2 separate regions of the Homo sapiens genome follow, and region 2 is linked to region 1. The links are chromatin contacts, found by Hi-C or POLR2A ChIA-PET in ENCODE. All regions are on one chromosome and are shown on one strand. Each heading gives the region's core, a stretch centred on a gene start or an enhancer-like site at or near the end of the contact. The rest is flanking DNA. Distances are from core to core; before and after follow the strand shown.

Region 1 (2,714 bases), core at 128-2,627:
ATTGTCCTTTGATAAGGATGGGATCTTTTATTATTTCATATCATGGCACTTGTTAAACAATGTTCTTCACACTACATAAAGTAATTTGGGGATTATTTTGTCTACTTGTTAGTTATCTGTTTCTCCCACTAGAATGCAAGCTCCGTGAGAGCAAAGACTAGTCTTTTTAAAAATTAATAGTTTATTTTGAAATAACTTCAGGGTCATAAGAAATTGAAATGATAGGCTGGGCGCGGTGGCTCACGCCTGTAATCCCAGCACTTTGGGAGACTGAGGCAGGTGGATGAAGTGAGGTCAGGAGTTCAAGACCAGCCTAGCCGACATGGTGAAACCCCATCTGTACTAAAAATACAAAAAATTAGCCAGGCATGGTGGCCGGTACCTGTAATCCCAGCTACTCGGGAGGCTGAGGCAGAAGAATTGCTTGAACCCAGGAGGCAGAGGTTGCAGTGACCTGAGATTGTGCCATTGCACTTTGTCGCACATTGCCATGGGCGACAAAAGCAAAACTCTATCTCAAAAAAAAAAAAAAAAAGAAATTAAAATGATAATATAAATACCTCTATGTACCCTTTATCTAGTTTCTCAAAAGAATTACATTTTTATATAACTATTGTACATTATCAAAATTCAGAAACCGACATTGATATAATACCATTGTTTAGACTTATAGGACCTTTCTGATGTTTCACCAGTTTACATACACTTGTGTGTATGTGTGAGTGTGTGTGTGCACATATGTGTGGTTCTACGATCTTGTACCCCTTGTACAGGTTCATGTATCCACCGCAATTGGGACATAGAACTGTTCCATCTCTGCAAAGACACTCCTCTTGCTGCCTCTTCATAAGCACTAGTTTGTCTTGTTCACTTTTGTCCCCTCAGTGCCTTGCTTAGTGCCAGGTACATGATCGGCACCAAATAAATATTTGTTGAACGTACCAGTATGTAGCCAAATATTCCGGAATTTGTTTAATTTGTTTGGATAAAGGAGTATTAATCTGTTATTGAACTTTGGTTACTAAGAGGCTGTTTGAGGAGAAAAATGTCATCAAACCCCATCTCGTTATGACTAATTTGCAAAGAATACAAAAAATCCTCAGCTACCAAATCTCAGAGTTGTTGCAACACTAATGAATCCAAATCTTATAATCCAGCCTTTGCCAATGTGGAAAGGCTAAAAGTCTTGAAAGGAGAGCAAAATAGATACTATATATATGTGTGTGTGTATGTGCGTGTGTGTGTATGTGTGTATGTAAATATATATATATATGTTTTTTTCTCCAAATATTGAATGTGAAATATCATTTCAACATACTCTGGAATCCGAACTAGCAAACGAAGGCAGCCTGACCAAGAATGCTGTGCTCCTGTGCCGCCAGGCCTCCTTCCTCCTGGTTCCGATTACTAATACTGTCCCAAAGTAAACAGAAACTTGACCCTCCATTAACTTGCTGTAGACTGCCTACAATAACATTTCCCCTAATGGTACTAGGGGGAAATCGACGACTCCCGAAAGATATTTGCACATTGCTGGAGTTTCTTGACCTTAAGATATCTTTTTGGAAGCATTTAAAGAACTAAGGAAAGAAACTGCCCTTTAAGTAGACCTTGTGACAGAAGTAGGTGGGAAAATAATGACACTGCATACCAAACCTTACCTTTGCACAGGATAACTCCCTGACAAATGCTATGGCAAACATGCTGTAAGAATACCATCATATTCATTCACCTCTTTTGTGATAAGAAAGGCTATGGATTTGATATCTTGAAAACCTTTGTTTTGCAGGGTTTGCTTTAGCAGCTCGCCTCTTACTCACCATGTATAGAGACTGAATTACTTTGGAATCCGTTTTCATTTAGTGACTTGAGGTAGAGCATTCAGTGTATTTTGTGTTAGAAACCACAGGTGGGACCTGTTTCTGTAAATGATTTATTTCCAGGGATCTGTTCCTTTAATTGATTTCATATTTACTTAAGAAAGTTCTTTCTTTGCTTGCCTTGTCGTCCCCCACTGAGAGCTTTTGTAAAGTGCGTGGCTGTCATAAATAGGCTGCTTCCTTCCCAGCCCAGTCATTTCTCTGAGGTTTACCTGTCTTTCTTTTATTCTTTTTTTTTTTTTTTTTGAGACGGAATCTCGTTCTGTCGTCCAGGCTGGAGTGCAGTGGTGCGATCTCGGCTCATTGCAACCTCTGCCTCTTGGGTTCAAGTAATTCTCCTACCTCAGCCTCTTGAGTAGTTGGAATTACAGGTGTGCACCACCAAGCCTGGCTAATTTTTGTATTTTTAGTGGAAACGGGCTTCACCATGTTGTCCAGGCTGGTCTCAGACTCCTGATCGTGAGTGATACACCTGCCTTGGCCTCCCAAAGTGCTAGGATTTACAGGCGTGAGCCACAGCACCTGGCCTACACGTCTTTAAATGGAATCTGGGCACCATTTCATAAGGATTTTTCTTTATGTTCTATTTTTGGGTAATAACCTGTGGCTTGGGAAGGCTTTAACCCGTACTCAGTCAGCTTTGTAACCCCCCTCCCCATAGTAGTCATAACAATAACAACAATCATCATAATTACTAATATGGACTATTGGTATATTCTTGATCTTTTTTTTCTTTTTCTTTCTTTCTTTCTTTTTTTTTTTTTTTAAATGAGACTGTGTCTCACTATGATGCCCAGGCTGGTCTTGAACTCCTGGGCTCAATCGATCCTCCTG
Region 2 (2,714 bases), core at 130-2,629, 56 kb after region 1:
AACGGAGATTCTGAGCTTAGTTTTGGACATATTGATTGGAGTTTATAGTTACGTTTATGAATACATCTAAGAGCTGTCTCAAATTAGTCAATACACAGATCCAATTGATTCTTTCCTTGTTTTTTTATTTTTTAGTATCTTTTATTTTTTTAGAGACAGGGTCTTGCTCTGTTGCCCAGGCTAGGGTACAGTGGTGCCATCACAGTTCACTGCAGCCTTGAACTCCTGGGCTCAAGTGATCCTCTTGCCTCAGACTCCTGAGTAGCTAGGACTATAGGCACATGCCACCATGCCTTGCTAATTTTTAATTTTTTTTAAATTTTTTGTAGAGACGGGATCTCACTGTGTTGCCCAGGCTGGTCTCAAACTCCTGGCTTCAAGAAATCCTCCCGTCTTGTCCTTCTGAAGAATTGGAATTATTATAGGCAGGAGCCACCATGCCTGGCTTCTTTTCTTGTTTTTTCTTTTTTTCCATTTTTTTCTTTTCTATTTTTTTCTACTACCACCAACCATAATTGTGTTAAAAGATACATTTAGTCATATTAAAATTTTAATGAATTTAAGCATTCAGCAATTCATGAATTGAGCATCATCAGACCTCAAGTGGTTCAGCACTCCATGAGGTGTGGGAAGTGTGTGAGAGAGGAAACATCAAGTATTCTTGGAAGCAAGACAGAGAAAACATTTGATTAGCCAATGTGAAAAGTCCCTAGTTAGAGGTCAGTTGGTGGTTTCTGATTGGTCAGATTTCTAGCTAAAGGTTATTTGGTGGTTTCTAATTGGTTAAGCTTAGATTTTGCTTTATTGTTTACATCAAATTGGGATTTGGTTTGCTTATGTCGGAACCCAAGGCACTGGAGCCATCTTAGCCCAATGGCCTCCTAGTTAAGTATTTTTAATGATTTAAATTCCCATCACCTCACATCTGGAAAGTCAAATACCCTTCTATCCTACACTTCTATAATATTCCTCTGTACAGAGTTGCAGTAGGAATGTGCCCAAAAGTTGGTTTTGCTGGGTCATCTTCCATCTCACAACATTTGAATGGTTTTCTATTGCCTGCATAATACTTCTAAGACTGCCTGCAAAGTTGCTCCTAACTACTCCAACCTTATCCCACTCTCCCTAATGGTGAGTTTATCTCAGTTTGGCCAAACTAGAACTTCAAATACAATCTACCCCTTCCTGTCTCTGCATCTGTGCTCATGTCACTGCCTGGGCTTGCTTATCCTCTCTACCCATCTGACCCTTTAAACTCATCCCCCAAGGCCGAGATCTTCTCTGGAGGCCATCATTTCCCTCCACTGTAGCTCAACCTGAGCCCTTCCTTATCTGAATCTGTGAGTTCCTGTCTGTGCCCCTCCCATGCCATGAACATTTATTCTCATATTGCACTGTTTTGCAATGCCCCACTGATTTGATCTCTCTATACAAGGATGAGGACAAAGGTCAGGTATCATGCTACTTTCATATTCTCCAGAGCACCTAGCATAGTTCTGTACAAGATAGGCACTCAATAACTATTTGTCGACTTGAAATAATAAGGTACGTTTTTCTCTTTCCCGCTGGTCTTATCTCTGCTTGAGTAAATGAGGTTGATATGTGAAGGCAGTTGAGATTAAACATGTAAAGTGGAAGAATAAACAAGAGACAGAGGAGATTTTAATAAAATTTTATGATATAAAAATCATAATTACCTGCTAAATCTATTTTTTAAAGCTTTTAAAGTATTCAGATTGCTCCTCTCAACCTGGTGGCGTTTTGGTGTGTTTGACTAAAAAGCACACAGGTGCTAAAAAGCAGAATTATTATTTTAAAAATATTTGGCAACAAAAATAAACTTGTTTTAATTCAAAAGTTCTTGTGATTTTTGTTTCCTCAAATGACTTCATAGAAAACTCCTCATGAAATTTTAGTGTATATCATCTATTTTGACTCCAAATTGACTTTGGTTAGAAAAACCTCATTTCTTTTAAAAAATCAATGATAAATAAATAAAATATGTAGATCAAGTTTGTTGGCATAATAACAGATTTAGTTATAAATTGAAGACTTCAATAAAATAAGCTTGGAGTTAGAAATTACCAAGACATGCTCTAAGAAAAAAATAATAAAAAGAACAAAAGCACTCAAACTGTGATTCACTATGAACATTTTCCCTGTAACCAGCTCTGCTACTTTCATTACAGAATTAGAGAAGTAAACTTAAAGCATAGTTAAGTCAACAGAAACTGTTCTAGGTAAATGAATTCAACCTTCATGGTCACTGACACACAATATAATCTTGTTTCTTTCAGAATTTTATTCTTTAAGTAACTAAGTGACTCACAAGCTCAGAAAGTATTTTCTGGTACAAGTAAGTCTGAGCTTAGCATAAAATATTCTGAATATTTCTTCTTTTCAGATGAGTATTTAAAAAATAATAGTTCCTTTCTGGAAGGTGTAATTGGCTTTTGGTTTGCATGCCTACAAATGATTGTCCTTTTGTAGAATACATTTTAGGATAAGCTAGAATACAGCTTTTCCTTTCTCCATCAAAATCCTACCAATAATTTAGGGTTTAGCTCAAATATTACCTCTTTTATACAACTTTGCTTTATTTTTAGGCAGAATTAACCAAATTAGAATCAAATTAATCACCCACTACACCTTTTTTTAGGGGAAGGGATGTATCTTTTTTTTTTTTTTTGAGATGGAGTCTTGCTCTTGTTGCC

What was found. A loop is a pair of places that touch in the nucleus more often than their neighbours do. ChIA-PET counts read pairs that join two places held with the same protein, here RNA polymerase II (POLR2A). Pooled maps may share reads with other maps.
Region 2: a map of PC-9 shows a loop between it and region 1 (5-fold over the local background). The contact joins two enhancer-like sites. A Hi-C loop is called at or near these places in 2 of 168 maps with a recorded cell type or tissue (MCF 10A and PC-9), 1 of 37 single-sample maps with no recorded cell type and 1 of 50 pooled maps. POLR2A ChIA-PET finds 5 or more read pairs at or near these places in 1 of 52 experiments (Caco-2).

What each region holds. Positions count from the first base shown.
Region 1 is chr13:73,137,399-73,140,112 of GRCh38, forward strand. No RefSeq gene overlaps it. Among named protein-coding and RNA genes, the nearest start is that of KLF5, 80 kb to the left of the region's middle. Within about 2 kb of position 1,378, at least 9 of the 41 ENCODE cell types and tissues checked have a DNase peak (open chromatin) inside an H3K27ac peak, as active enhancers do; they include PC-9, where a contact is called at or near this core.
Region 2 is chr13:73,193,077-73,195,790 of GRCh38, forward strand. No RefSeq gene overlaps it. Among named protein-coding and RNA genes, the nearest start is that of KLF5, 140 kb to the left of the region's middle. Within about 2 kb of position 1,380, at least 4 of the 41 ENCODE cell types and tissues checked have a DNase peak (open chromatin) inside an H3K27ac peak, as active enhancers do; they include PC-9, where a contact is called at or near this core.